2 separate regions of the Homo sapiens genome follow, and region 1 is linked to region 2. The links are chromatin loops, found by intact Hi-C in ENCODE. Cell type or tissue: A673. All regions are shown on one strand.

The links. Peaks named below come from ENCODE experiments on the same cell type or tissue, not always from the same donor. Only the 100,000 strongest peaks of a DNase experiment are listed, where the experiment ranks them.
Region 1: a loop joins it to region 2, with 4 times the contacts of the local background. A loop is called at or near these places in 5 of 110 quality-filtered maps.

The regions. Positions count from the first base shown.
Region 1 is chr3:107,115,231-107,123,230 of GRCh38, forward strand. The region is part of intron 2 of LINC00882 (long intergenic non-protein coding RNA 882); the gene reads right to left. Among named protein-coding and RNA genes, the nearest start is that of LINC00882, 120 kb to the right of the region's middle. In A673, a CTCF peak has its summit at 3,176 (motif pointing left); a DNase peak (open chromatin) is centred at 3,131; H3K27ac peaks cover 2,166 bases.
Region 2 is chr3:107,060,410-107,068,409 of GRCh38, forward strand. No RefSeq gene overlaps it. Among named protein-coding and RNA genes, the nearest start is that of LINC00882, 180 kb to the right of the region's middle. In A673, a CTCF peak has its summit at 4,242 (motif pointing left); DNase peaks (open chromatin) are centred at 2,582, 4,232 and 4,932; H3K27ac peaks cover 5,449 bases.

The DNA.
Region 1 (8,000 bases), 55 kb after region 2:
TAACATGGTGAATAAAAACATTTATTGTAGCTTCATTAAAAACTGGCATTTATCTCTCAAGTTTTTCCAAATGGTGTTTGAATAGAAATGATATATTTTTAAGTAATTTATTCCTCAAGTTTAATATGTGGATTTTTATGATGATAAAGCATTATAAAATGTTAAGTAGTTATTTGCTAATCTTCTCAGGGCTGTCACATGAATAATGGTATCCTCAATGGCATTTCAAAGCACAATATTCAAGCTCCTACTGTCATTCAATAATGTCACTTCTCAGGCTGTGACAAATTAAGAAATATGATGCAAATATGTTTTCCAAGATTAAAACAAAAGAATGCAATTGAAAGAGTGTAGGAAAATTGGCATGTCTTCATGTCTTAAACAGAATCATAATACTGTCTGCTCAAAATCCAAAATAAAGATAAAAATGGAAATTTAGAATGGTACACTAAGATATTCAATATAAGTTGAATGTAACAGCCTACAAGTCACCAAGACTTCACCAATTCTACGACATCTAAACATCTAAGCTTAATATCAAAATAGCAAGTGACTTAATATTCAGAAAGGAACAGGCACATTTAGGCCACTTTAGTCCCTTCAGTACAAACTGAATACAGCTGTGGATAAAGAGTCTCAATTGTTTCCAGTTTCTGAGAACACATTAGGCCACTTAATATAACATCCTGGTATATTATTTGCTTTTTTTATTAGCCAAACAAGATAGACTGATTGATTGAGTCACTCACAGGTATTCATTCCTTCAACAAATATTTATTAAAGGATTATCATGTCAGACACCAGGCTAGAGGATTTTCCCACATCACTTAATTGAAATTCAACAAGTATTCTGTTATAATGAGGATTCAATGAGTTAATATTTGTACAGTGTTTAAAACAGTGTGTGGCACATAGTAAGTGCTATATGAATGTTTGTTAAATAAATTATGTTGAAGAGTCGGTTGTAATATGATCTTTGTACAAGATTTTGATTGTTCTATTTCTTGTCTCTTAAAAGTTTCTTTCTTTTTTTTTTTTTTTTTTTTTTGGAGACGAAGTCTCGTTCTGTTGCCCAGGTTGGAGTGCAGTGGCACAATCTCAGCTCACTGCAAGCTCCGCCTCCCAGGTTCACTCAATTCTCCTGCCTCGGCCTCCTGAGTAGCTGGTACCACAGGCGCCCGCCACCACGCCCGGTTAATTTGCGTGTGTGTGTGTGTGTGTGTGTGTTTAGTAGAGATGGGGTATCCCTGTGTTAGCCAGCATGGTCTTGCTCTCCTGACCTCGTGATCCGCCCGCCTTGGCCCCCCAAAGTGCTCGGATTACAGGCGCGAGCCACCGCGCCCTGCCAAAGGTTTCTATAGGCATAAAAGAACAGCAGGGTCCTAAGATACCAGCCAGGAAGCCAGGCACAGGAAACAACTAAGTCAATATATGCCCATATAAAAATCACCTGATGGTAAATTTCTCTGGAAAAATTCTATAGGACTGACATAATAGTTTTTATATCACTTTTAAAATTTTTTTTATTTTTTTTGAGACAGAGTCTAGTAATCTCACCCAGGCTGGAATGCAGTAGTATGATCTTGGCTCACTGCAACCTCCACCTCCTGGGTTCAAGCAGTTCTGGTGCCTCAGCCTCCCAAGTAGCTGGGATTACAGACGCACACAACCGCGCCCGGCTAATTTTTTGTATTTTAGTAGAGACTGGGTTTCACCATTTTGCCCAGGCTGGTCTTGAACTCCTGAGCTCAGACAATCCACCCACCTCGGCCTCCCAAAGTGCTAGAATTCCAGGCATGAGCCACCCTGCCTGACCTAAAATATTTATTTAGCATGTACTTATGAAGTAGTATACACCAGGTTCTATTCTAACTGCTTTACATATAATAACTCATCTAATTCTCAGGCTAACTCTATGATACTAGCATTACTCCACTTTATGGATGAGGAAACTGAGGCACACAGAAGCTCACTAACTTGCCAAAGTCATATAGATAATAAGTGGTAGGGCCTACATTCCTACCCAAGTACCCAAGTAGTCTGGCTCCGGAGCTCAAGTTCGTAAACACTAAGTGAACATGTCGGCATATGAAGGGGTCAGCATTTATAAGAACCCTCACAGCCTCTGTCTCCCTGAGTCAGCATTGTTCTGTGTGCATCAACTGACTTGTCGTGTAACCCCATGATCACAGATTTTACTTTATGAAAAGAGATGGTCAAAGGACACTTTTGAAATATTCCTAAACCATACAAAAAGTCTAAAAGGAAAACTGAGGTGACAGATTATAGTTCAGGACTTAAATCAGTTTCAAATTTGACATGATCATAATTAATCACTTTTGTGTTCACACGTATTTTGCAAGAAGACTTAGAATCCATCATGTACTGACAAAGAATGAAGTAAGCGTACCTAGACCCTCCTCAATTGAATAGAGGACATTCCAACTCCTTTGCCCTGGCCCCTGCCCACTGCCCTAAATTAATTCACTATAAATAAGGACATCTAAGCAAACTACAGATCACAAGGAGTAGTAACTACCAACAAACATGAAACACTACTTTTCCATACTAGATAAATTGCAACAATTGTGGTAGAATAGCTTTGAAAGTTGTATTGAATTTAGAAATCTGGCTTTAGGAAGTACAGCAGAGGAAGCCAACTTTTCTGAAATAGCCAATAATGCAGAAACACTTTAAATGGTATTGAATGCTCCCCAGTTTCCTGAGGACCAAATAGATATTTCAGCAATTTATCAAGAACAATTAATCCTAGAAAATTGCCAATAATTCCTCTGTCTCAGAAAGAACGACCCATCTGCATTCTCGCCTTCCAAGAGCATGGCAGAGTTTGTTTCTCAGTTCTTCCCACAATTCAACTCTGATAAGTGAAATAAGGAAGGAGCTAAAAAGCGTGAAGAAATTTTTCTAAAATGTTTACAACCACAGAACCTGCCAACTGCTGCTTCCCCATTAGCTGAGTATGTTTTGGGCCACTGAAGCTCGGGTGTCAGCTCCTGGCTTGACGACGATTCCGTAAACAAAGAGACTTCAATATGTTTTATGCCCAAAATGCTCAAAACAGACACAGAGGCTCACAGGCCTGATGCCTGAGCCTCCCGCAAATGCTCAGCCAAACCACTCTATCAATCACGATTATTTGGTGCCCCCCTCTGGCCTTACTGCAGCAATTTCATTTAGCTTTCCTAAGAAACTGAAAAGAATTCTGAACGAAAGTCCAGGGTGCAATCACAAAAATCTGCCTGCAAGAGAAACCTAGTTTTGTCTGCACTTATAATAATTACTCCAATTCTCAATGGCAGAGGAAAATTTGGCAGGGCTGACTGCATGTTAAAAGCATGGTGATAAGAATGTTATATCACCATAACGTTCTTAAGGTGATATAATTTTGCTTTATGTATTTTTAAACATCCCCCAAGGAGATAGAGAGCTCTATCAGTTCCTCACAGTTAAGATAACTAGGCTACCTGGGCTCTGCTCAGAAGAATAAGTCAATTTACTCTGGAGAAATAATTCTGTGAAACTCAGACAGAGTTAGAACATCATGCAGTTGAAAACTGTATCAAAAACTCAGGCTAAACAATATTACTTATTAAGGTCATATAATACATATACGAGTTATTCACTAGCTCTTACCCAAGTTCCCTGGGTAAGCAAACTACAGAGACAAGAGTTTGTGTCCAGTTCCAGAGAGCTTCCAGGCTCCCAAAATGAATTTTGTCTCCAAATCCAAGGCCTCCTTCACTGTGCGCTTCCCCCTCACTGGCTCCCCCGACCCCCTACCCCCAACCCCCACCGGGACTGAGGTGACCATGCTCCTTCTGTTGGGTCAACATTGTCTGATCTGTTTTGGGGACAGCACATACAAGACTTTCCAGCCATGTTATGAAAGGGCTAGGCAAGGGGACGAGGCACCTCACACCCACATTACTGAGAGCGAGTGGAGTAGTACAAGTGGCAGAGATAGGCCCTATGGGGTTTCCAGAGCAGCTCTGAGGGTGCTAGATCCTAACAGGGCAAGATGACAAGGGGAAGTCAAGCTGTGAAGGCAAGAGGGAGAGGAGCCAAGGAGGTTCCTGTGGGTCAGAGGAAAGTGACTGTGGAGGAAGTCTTTGTCCAGGGCTTTGGGTGTTGGCGTCAGCTCCTCACGCAGCAGGTATAAGACAGACGGAAGGCACATAGGAACATTCGTAACTCTTCTAACTCTTCTAACATCCCTAACTCTTCCTTTCTTGCCCCTTTCTTCAGAGTTTGGAAACTCAGAGACCTCCAGGATTGGAACATGCAACTGATTCTTATTTGAAAGTGGTGAAAAACAAAACTGAAAAAGTCGGTGAGGAAAAAAGATCAACTAAAATTCAGCTTTGGGATAAGGACGAATTTAGCACCTTTTCTGGAAATCTCTGAAGCAATTACATTTGTACCCAGTAAATATTCTCATTTGGAAAAAAAAAACTGCTCAAGAAAGAGAGTAATAAAAATAACCACAATGAGGGCTCTCATTAATACTGGATCTTATGGAAACCAATTGTTCAGTCCCTCAACAAAAGACCAGATGGGCAGGAAGCTAAATATACACCATGCACTAAACATTATGAGTATCATAGTTTACAAGTCAAAGGGGGCTCTATTGAAGATAGTTCTATTTTCCCTCTATATTATCTGCTAGACAATACCTGATAACATTATCCAAGTAAATGACAACTTGATAAATAGTAATTTCCAATGGTGAACAGAGGTGACATTTCCTCATTACAAAAATATTTTCTTTGGCAGATGAGATTAACTGAATAAGAAATCCACTGACACTGAAATCACAGAGCCAAATTCCCTATCACAGCACTTATCACATTGCGTTAGGGTTGTTTGTTAAATATCTTTACTTACTTTCCTATACGCTATAATATTTGCTTTTTTCTCCCCAGTGCTTTACAAGGGGCTTGACATACAACAGGCACTCAAATAATGTTTTTTTTTTAAATTTCAATTGAATGTCCCTTTTAAGGGCATTTGCTCACTGATTTAATAAGGGAACAGTAGCCTGAAAGTACAGGTTCTGATCTTTCACAGGTAGGTAAATTTTTTAAATGAATGAGGGTCTGATCTGAAAAATACTGAGGAATTTTACATCAAATGTTTTAGCGCTGTTTCATAAGAAGATAGGAATTCTGGCTCAAGTGGGTGGTTATCAGTTTCTAATCAGTGATCCCATTTTAGCACCCTCAAAGAGGAACAAAATAAATTACCTTCTATTTGTGAAATGAAAAAGTAAAAATGTAAAGCAATTTAAACTGAGAATACCTATATAAAGGAAAAAAATTGTGAGGCTCAATCTTAGGTTTTAAAAAGGATTTCAAAACAGCTTTCCAATACTTCTAAGACTCCCATGAAAAAGATGAGATTAGAATATGAAGTAACAATTTCCTCCAAAGTATACACATGAAAGTTGGCACAGAAACACCGTTTATTTGGGCAATGACTGAAACAGTTGGCCCATTTAATCAGACAAGTGGTTTGAGTTCATCTTGTTTCCACCTGCACAGAAGTACAGCACAACAGGACAGACAAGCCCCCAGCAGGGAGGTCGAAAGAATGCTTTACCCTATCTGATTCAGTGATCCTCTTCTGACGTTATGTCCATACTGAAGGGGATAATAATGCATCAGATGATTTCAGGTAACTTATCTCCTCCCCTCCTTCTTACCTAGCAAGTAACATAACTCACCTGTCTCACGTGCAGAGGAGAAGCACAGCCTTGAATCACAAGTAGGTCTGGGAGCAGCCCTAGCAATGCCTCTTGGGGCAAGCTTGTCCCATTCAATAAGCACATCTTTCCAAAAGACCAACAGCCCCTCAATGCAGAGACCAGAAATTCCAACAGCATTCTCCTATCTAAGACATATGCCTACAGGAGCACAGATATTTTTAGGAATAATAACAACTATAAAATCATGTTTGATTTGATTCTATTTTTTGGCTTCCTGCATACATATTTGGTATGATCCTTGTACCAAATCAACCATTGTACCATCTGTAGCAGAAAAAGACATATGCAAGACTGATGACTTCCTTATCCCACTGCCCTCCCTACGCTAAAATTAATAAGAAGAGAAGAAACGTTAAGTCATTAAAATTCTTCATGCAAGCACGGCCTCTCCCTGCTCCCCACTTCACACACTTTATCATCTGTGAATGACTATGGACTTACAAGTTTCCAATCTGACTTCCTCGGGAGATCCAATGAGTCTGTCTATATATGGCATGGAAGCTTGCCCCTCTCTTTAGACATTTTATGCAGTTCTGAGGATGCAACAAATCTCATTTGGGAGCTGCACACCATCACCCACATATTAAATTGTCACCCGGAGTAATAAAATTCACAAACTCCATTTCATTTTTTTATCACCATGTTGCCTGATAATATAAAAAGGTGTCATATACCTTTGATTTGTAGCTTGTGTGTTTGTGAAATAGCCCCTCCACAAACAACCTGATGAAGTCAAGGAAGCTGAATGACTTTTTTTTTTAATGCCCAAGTCTATTTCCCTGTAAATATTCATGTGCATAAACATAAAAGTGTTAAATGGTGTGAAATCTTGGTAATTGCACAAGTAGGAAAAAGTCATAGCATGATTGTTCTGAGTGAGGTAGAAATTTCTAGACTCACTGCCTGTATCAAAAGCAGTGACCCCAAATTACATAGGCACGTATGGCATTTCTAGACCTTCAAATTACTGACTAAGATATCAAAAAATGCCACATTGGTCATATATAATTGAAAAATGGCTATCTGCTCTTTCACAGCTTTCCTTAATTTAGGTGTCTTTTGTGATATGCAAAACATATTTATACCTGATCCATTTTAACAACCTGTTTCCTAATGAATATGTTTGTAGTTCATTTTGACAGACACTTGGCTAACAGTCATTCTTCTGCCACTCTTATGTGGGGGGAAGAGAATACCAATCAATCACAGATGCCATTTAGATTTCTAGTAATCATGTTTCCAGAAAAATAATAGAGATTTTGGTAGTCATGTGTGTTAAGATCATCGGCTATTCTCATCATTATTCATCAACTTGATTCTCTGTGGAGTGATTTTTAACAGTTGGAGGTGTCACAGACTCTTTCAAGGATATGATGAAATACCTAGGCTTCTCCCCTAAATAAAATAATCATAAACACTACTTTTTTTCTATAATGTAAGGGATTCACAGACTTACAAAGTTGATCAACCATGGATGATTTCAGGTTAACAATCTCTGCTCTAGGATTATGATTATAATTGTCTTTAAAACATCATTATGATGGCAGTGTGAAGAACAGGCTGGGCTAGGGGAAGACAGGCTGCACGGAATGTATTTGCCATTTTCATTACAGCCAGTGAGTGGTGAGGGTGATTTTACCAGAGTGCAGGCAATAGAAAGTAAAAAAAAAAAATAGGGAACAAAATCAACAAAACCTGGAGATTGAAAGGGGGTTTTATATCTATACAGAAAGAAAAGAAAAAGACCTCACTCCTTAGTCATGTCTGACATTTCAAAAAAAAAACATGAAGTAGAAAATCAGCTCTCCAAAGTTTTAAGGCTTTTATTGGTATATTTTTATTTTGCATGAAAATAACCCTTTGATAACTAGTAAATAAAGACTATCTGCACAGAATATGCTTTTAGTGATTAGATATATTTGCAAGTTGATTTTTTCTAGAATTTCTAAAGAAGGTTAGTTTCTCATTCATCTATAGGCCGTGTTCTATAAAGGTGTTGCCTTATGTTGCCAACAACACACTCATTGCACTTAAACAGTGACTGGAAAGGACAAATTTAAAGTGTCATTGCTTTAGAAGGAATAAGTAGTAGAGTATGTTCTTCACATAACCAGTGAATGTGGCAAAGGAAAATTAGCAAACAAAAGCATAATAAATTTATTTGGAACAATAGTAGATTGAATATGTACATCTATTTCTTCTCTGTCCTGAAATT
Region 2 (8,000 bases):
GCCTCCAGACTTAGCCAATTATTTGCATCATCCTACCCTTTGCAATTTTAGGTGACTGATCTATGTGGGGAATTGTAATATCATTAATAGTTATTCATTTTAAACTCTAAACTCACCACTGCCATGAGACCAATTTAACAGCATGGTATACGTAACGGTACAGTGGGTGAGAAGGGGTACAGGCTTCAAAGTCAAGTACAGGAGGGCTCCAGTCCCTCATCTGCATCTTGCTATCTTGGTGCCCTTGGGCAAGTCACTTGATTTCATGAAACCTCATTTTACTTATCTGCAAGATCACGGTAGGAACACTTAACTCGAAGTTTTGTTATACAGAGCAAAATGATAATAAAATTAAATCACATATGTTTACTTGTTTTGATTGAAGAATCTAAACTCATTAAACTATAAACATGGAATTATTTTCCCATCTTCCCAAATAATACCTATCAAATGTCTCCTTTCACCTTCTTTTTACCTAGGTACAAGCTCCTTATAGATCTCTCACCTCATTCTTATGACATTTCTTCAGTTTGGGTTAAGATTTTCTTATATTTATTTAAACACCTCCCTCTTCCACAAAAGCAGGACACACTACTGACTAGAAGTGTTTGAGGGTAGGGAGGAAGGGGTGTGTTCTCCAGAGAAAGCACTCTCCATCGAAGCTTCAGCAGCAGTGAGAGGAGGCAGGGAGAGAAATAGTTACTGGAGCAACCACGATGGTGGGTGACAGGCCCACCATTCTCTTTCTTTAGGTTGTTGCTATTTTCTCTGTTGAACATTGACTACTTGGCAATTTCACCTTTGAGAGAGTTATCCAAGCATTGGCTCTTTGTACGTTCTTGGAGGGCCTTTTTGGCCTCTCCCACTGCATGTCCCTTGGCTAGGAGACCAGGTTATAGCTAAGGCTATTCCTTCTTGCCTTAACACCAGCTGGAGCAGAAAGGTATCTACAGTACTGCCTAAATCACAGCCACAATTAGTGGTGTTTTTCCAACTCATAGGAAATTCCCATGTTCTTACTAAATATAGGGTTTAAAGCTGAGCCCCTGACATTCCACTCACACCTCTGACATCTCTCTCCTGCCCTTTTATCCAAGCTCAGAATTACCAGATAGTAGGTTAGCTCATGGTTCAGCAGCTTTCAGAAAGGAGAAGGTCATGAGCTGTAGACCTTTTGGAAAGGAAATAATTCAGGCATTCACTACCAACACCCACTCAGAATTCATACATTGAAATCCTAACCACTAATGTGATGGTATTAGGAAGCAGAGCCTTTGGGAAGTGATTGGTCATGAGAGTGCAGCCTCCATGAATGAAACAAGTGCCCTTACAAAAGAGACCAGGGAGAGCTCTCTCACCCTCCTTCCATCATGTGCACATACAAAGAAGTCAGCAGTCTAGACCCCGGAAGAGGGCCTCCACCAGATACTGATCATGTTGCCACCCTGATCTCAAACTTCCAGCCTCTAGAACTGTGAAAAATAAATAAGCCACCTAGTCTATGGTATTTTGTTATAGCAACTCAAACTGACTCAGAGATCTACTTAATACACCAATGTCAAAATCTATTTCTGAGGCTTAAGACACATCTCACCACTCCTAACATTAATGTCAAAATCCTTATACCAGGGCCTGTCAGTCACCACAGAATCTGATCCAGACCACAACTCCAGCTCTGTCCCATGCCATTCCCACCCCTTGCTGCCTGTATTCCTGCCCCACTATCTTCTTTAAGATCATCAAACTGCCAGGCTACTCTTCATCTCAGTATAAAAATAGACAAAGAGTCTTCAAGACAGAATTCTGAGGAACACCAATATTTTACTGTAGATTAAAAGAAGGAGAAGACAGTAAAGAAAACAGAAGTATCCAGTGAAGTAGAAAAAAAAAAACAGAAAATATGTTATGGCAGAAGCAAAATAACGAATGCATTTCTAAGTAAAATAAGTGGTTTACCTAATTAAATGCTGCTAAATGAAGCCCAAGAATTTGACCAGCTAGAAGAGACTGGAGACCTTGAAATAAATGTTCTGGTAGAGAGATGAGGTCAGAAGGTAGATTGAAGTACCATAAAGATGAGTGGGAGGGAAAGAATGAGATAATCTTATTTGATAGCAGGAGTAATATTTATTAGCACTTAAATTATTTTAATTTAAAGTGGCTTTAACTCTTTGCCAAGCACTATGCTAAGCACTTTGCAAGCATTTTCTCATTAAGTCCTCACTTAACACTATTTGGCAAGGAAACTAAAATTTAGAGGGACTAAATAAATTGCACAACCACACAGCTAAAAAGCTGTGGGAGACTGAATAATGGCCCCCAAATATATCCAGGTCCTAATCCCTGGAACTCGTAGTGTTACTTTATATTAAAAAAAAAAAAAAGGCTTTACCGATGTGATTAAGGATCTTGAAATGGAAACATTAACTTGGGTTATCAAGGTGGGCCCTAAATATGCTCAAAAGTGTCCCAAGAGGGAGGCAGAAGGAGATTTGACACAAAAGAGAGAAGACAATGTCATGGCCTCAGCAGAGAGGGAGATTTGAAGATGCTACAGTGCTGGCTTTGAAGGATGGGGTGGGGAGCAAAAGAATGCAAGGAATGCAATTCTAAAAGTTGGAAAAGGCGAGGAAACAGATACACTTAGAGCCTTCATAGGGAGGACAGCTCTGAAATTAAGATATCTTAACTTCAGCCCAGGAAATGGGTTTCAGAATTCTGACCTCCAGAACTAAAAAATAATAAATGCCTGTTGCTTTAAGCCACCAAATTTGGATTATTTGTTACAGAAACCACTGGAAACTAATATAGAAGTGATCATAATTCGATCTCCAATATAGTTCTACAACAAATCTAAGGGTCACACATATGGAAGGAAAACACAGAAAGGGCAGGAGGAAAAAGAAAGAGATAGAGAAGAATACAGAACAGAGAATTGAAGGGAAGAGGAAGAGAGGGGAGGGGAAAAAGTGTGAGGAGTTGCGAACAGGAGCAGAGAGAATAAGACCCCAAACATTGTTAAAGTCCATGGCAACTTCATCTTAAGGACTATTATCCCCACCTGAGTCAGAATGAGTTGGCATTGGCCCATAGCTACAAGTTATCTCCAGGGGGTAAAATTCCAGTGCAGAATAACCTATAAATACTGTGGCATCGCAGCTAGAGAGAAAACAGATTGATGTAGTCCTAGTTTGGAGGTCAATTGGCTCAGTAACTGTTAGAAGCAGCCAACAGTTAAAGACACAAATATTACACGGTTGGAGATAAAGTTCCAAAAAGAACAAATTGATTCATTTTGTACCACGAACTCAACTCAAAGTAAAGCCCTACTTCGCTTTTTAAGATATATTTTGTAAGGTTTTCATTTTTTGTTTTATGTTATTATCCTGTTATGACTTATTAATGGCTATCATTTGCTATAGTGAAATCGTATTGAGACTTTTCACTCAAATGCTCTAAATAATTAATCTATTTTCAAGAACGCTTTATAAATGCATTGTTATTTAATTATCTTATTTAATTTCATGTTTAAATAATGCTCTGGTATATATGAATCAATGGCCACATCTTAAAAGACATACCTGTATCCAATATTCAATAAAAGAAAAGGAAATTTAGCAGGAAAATGAATGATTTGTGTGTCTAACACCACCATTTAAACAACCTGAAACTCACGGCAACATTTGTCCCTTAGGTTCAAGGATGTATCCGAGGGTAGTCATGAAAATTCAATTCTTAACGCTGACTTGCTGTGCTCTCACAGGATTCTTTTCCTAGTTAGAGTTACAACATTTTTCCTTAGGAAATGAGACAATGCATTTTGAAGTTCTCTAAGGTTAGGAAGAGATTAGGGAAGAAACATTTGCAGTCCATATATAGATTCTAAATACCCATAGAATGATGATTTTCCTAATTTTCTAACAAATATTTCTTATATTATGGAGCTAAAAGCTACATTTTTAAGGGAGAATTGAGAATAAGGAGAAATGGTAAGGTACATTTGTGGGAAGAAACGCATTTAATTCAGTCTCTCCCTTTCAAAAACAGAAAGGGAAACAGCAATCAACACAACATATGGAGTATCTGTTTTTCGATAAAAATGCCAGGTAAAGAGGTCTTATTTAAATCCACACAGACAGTATTATCCTCCCCTTCTGAAGATTGTTTTTCCCCAGGCACAAAAGGTCAGGCATATTGTTGAGTCTGTTACCCAAAGACCCGAGTAACAGTGACATCTAGTGGTGCACGGTGATATAGGACGTAGAAACGCAAACGCTTGCTGAGAGCCCAGAGCAAAAAACCCTAGAAGGAAGCTGCTAAATTTAAAGTTTCCTGATTTCTGTGGCAACAAAATTGTATTCTAATGTAATCAGTTACTCCTGTCTCACAGGGAATGATATTGTTCTGGGTCAACATTTGGGACATGGAAAAGTCACTTCGTATTCACTGCTGGGGAAATGAGGAAACCTATAGTCAAATCCCACCACTTTGGTTTTGGAATTGGAAATGTAACAATATTGCTGGGATTTTTTTTTAAAGAGCATCATCAATCTGACCACAAAAGGTTATGCTCCTCAGACAGGAGAAAGGCAACTGAATACGCTTGTAAATGCCAATCCTAAAAATCTATCCAAAGATATTAAATTTCTCATTTTTAAATTTTATTTCTCTACAGACTATTTTCTCGTGTCTAAAAAAGAGGCCATCTCAGGCCGCTCTGTAGCAGCTCAAACTCTGGCACTCAGCCCATTGCCTTAGACCTACTGGCTACACCGTTCTGCCCTTCTCTGCTGCAGGTGCCAGCCACAGCATCCTTTTGTCTGGTTGCCAAATCAGTAATCTCTCTTGGCATCTGCCTTTTCTACCCCCTTCCCCCATTCTCCCCCTCCATCAAGAAATCTAATTCCAAGTTGGCAGGCAGAAGGTCAGAAATCTTTGAAAGCCTCAGCTTCCACCGCCCACTCTCGAGTCTCGCCTCTGTGCATTCTGCCAAATGCCAACTTGCTTTTCTCCCTCCTCCATAACATCCTGTATCTCTGGAACGCTGAGGTTGTCACCTGAATCTTGCCCTCACATCTGCTTCCTTCCCCTCCCTCGGCAGCAGGGCCCTCTTTCATTAGTAACATCCTGCCGCGTCTCCCCAAGGCTCAGCACATCTTGTCATCCGTCCCTGGCATACACAGTCTCTTCCTAGTTATCAACTTTGGGACTCGCCTCCATCAGAGGTATCTGGAGACCAGAGCTGGCCCAGAGCAACTGGGGAAGGCAAGCTGACGGCCCCCTGAAATCCACATAATTGCATCTTTGAAAAGTGGGCCACATGACAGCAAAGAACTGAAAACTAGTGTGACAGAGAAGACAAAAGACAAAAATCACACCCAACTCCAATAGATGACAGTTTTGTTTCTTTGTTTACATTTTGAAGTGACATGTTCAGGGAGACTTTAGAATAGTCTTTTAGGGAAAAAAAATTAATATCTTGCATGATTTGTTCACTATGAAAGAATTTTTTAAAACACATGCACTAGGAATTTTATATCATTTTTTAGTTTTAAAAAGATGACCATGTCAGTGTTTCATTTTGAAGCTACGAATTGCATATAAATTATATCAACAAAAATAGGATTCTCATCTCAATTGTTTCTAACCTCTTGTAACCACTGTGCCATCCTTATTGCTTCTCTCTAAAAATAGCAAAGTCGGAGCTAACTTAAAAAGAAGTAATAAGAAAAAGACAGCAGTAGAAAAGCTGAAAAGAAATTAAAGGCAAGTATTACCTCTCATAAATATCCACTAAGCAGAAGCTGAACAAATTAACTTCAAAACCATTGAAACTAGGGAAATACCCTCTTGCAGCAAGTCAGAAGATGAAAAAAATCACTAGTAAGAAAACGTGAAGTTAGATAAAGTCTTTTTTTTTTTTGAGATGGAGTCTCACTCTTGTCACCCAGGCTGGAGTGCAAAGGCGTGATCTCAGCTCACTGCAACCTCCGCCTCCTAGGTTCAAGTGATTCTCTTGCCTTAGCCTCCCAAGTAGCTGGGTTAACAGGCGTCCGCCACCACGCCTGGCTAATTTTTGTATTTTTGTAGAGACAGGGTTGCACCATGTTGGCCAGAATGGTCTTGAACTCCTGACCTCAGATGATCCACCCGCCTCGGCCTCCCAAAGTGCTGGGATTACAGGCGTGAGCCACCGTGCCCGGCCATAGATAAAAGTCTTTAAAATGCACTTTAGAGATATTATTACTGCCGTGTTGCTCTGTTTCACATGTAGCATAGTGTTAAGACTCTTCACAAAATTGTTTAAACTGGGTTATTATATGAAAATCATTTAGAGCCACCTAATTCTTTAACTTATGATGAAACAGAAGTCCAAAGATTAAGTTTTGTTTTGTTTTGTTTTTTTTGCAATAGCAAAGCAGAAACCAGAACCTAACTTTCCAATTCCCAATCCTGTATTATATGCACACCTATGTAGCATTTTTAAATATTAAAAAATATGATTGCATTGAATAGATGATTTCTGCCTTACTCAATTTTCCATTTCTAAAATAAACATGATTGCAATCATGAAATCCTAACTATTCACCACTAAATCAATGAAATCCTATGATTTGGCACAGGATTGGAACAAAAGATAAAATAAGCCCTTTAGAAAAAGCCCTTAAAATGTCGAAATCGCATCATATCAGACAACACTCTTTCCCAGAGTGTATAAAAGGAAAAACAAAAGAATATAGACTCAGACTAAGCTGAAGAACCAAATCTGGAAAGAGTGACATTGATTTCAAGGATCAGACTTCATATATTGAGGGTCCATGTGGGTGGAAGTGTTGGGCAAGCACACTGTGTTTGGAACTACCTTTAAACTCACCATGTTTTATTTGTGTTACTAAGACATTCAGGTTGTGTATTAGTCTGTTCTCACAGACTATACAGAACCACCTGAGACTGGGTAATTTGTAAAGAAAGGAGGTTTAATTGATTCACAGTTCCACAGACTGTACAGGAGGCATGGCTGGGGAGGCCTCAGGAAACTTACAATCATGGCAGAAGGGCAAACGGGAAGCAAGCACCTCTTCACATAACAGCAGGAGAGACAGCGCACGAAGACTGGGGGGTGCTACACACTTTTCAAACAACCAGCTCTTGTGAGAACTCTATCACAAGACAGCACTAGGGTGATGGTGCTAAACCATTAGAAACCACCCCCGTGATCCAATCACCTCCCACCAGGCCCCACCTCCAACACTCGAGATCACAATTCAACATGAGATTTGAGTGGGAACACAGAGCCAAAGCATATCAGTTTGGGATGACAGAAAGCCAGTATGTCAGCCAAAAACTAATGCTAAAGAGAAAAGTGCAAGGAATGAACAGCCTTCTGCTAGTTGAAAGAACAATGAAAGGTTTTGCCGTCTTCTATAACTTGAGTGATAGATTGATGGTGAGTGCTTGCCTATGGCAACAGCTCTCAAACACATTTTACATTATTCTTTTGAAAGTGGTATATCGAAATAATTTCCTAACCCCGAAACAAAGAATTCATTGAAACTGGTTGCTGTTTGGTAGAGAAAGAAACTACGGAGTTTCAATATACCTGAGGTGAAATCCCAACCTATCACTTCCTGGCTATGTGACTTCAAGCCCGGCCATTAACTTCACTAAACATCAGTTTCCTCCTTCATTTGGAGAAAACACACATCCATAGTCTCTTACATGAAGTTCTTGTGACTAGATTTCAAGGTTTTTTTAAATTTTATAATAACATAATGTCATGCATATACTGAATTTTATGTGACACCCCAATGTCTGAGGCAGTACTTAGTAAGCAAACATATTGATATTCCTTCAGTAAAATATATCAATAATCCACTGAAAGAGATAAATAAAATGTATTACTATTTTCATGGAATTCAAGTCAGGTATTGCCATCAAAACTACGAAAGGAACTTTCCAATATAGAGCCTCCTAGATTTTGGCATTGTGGATATGGGATT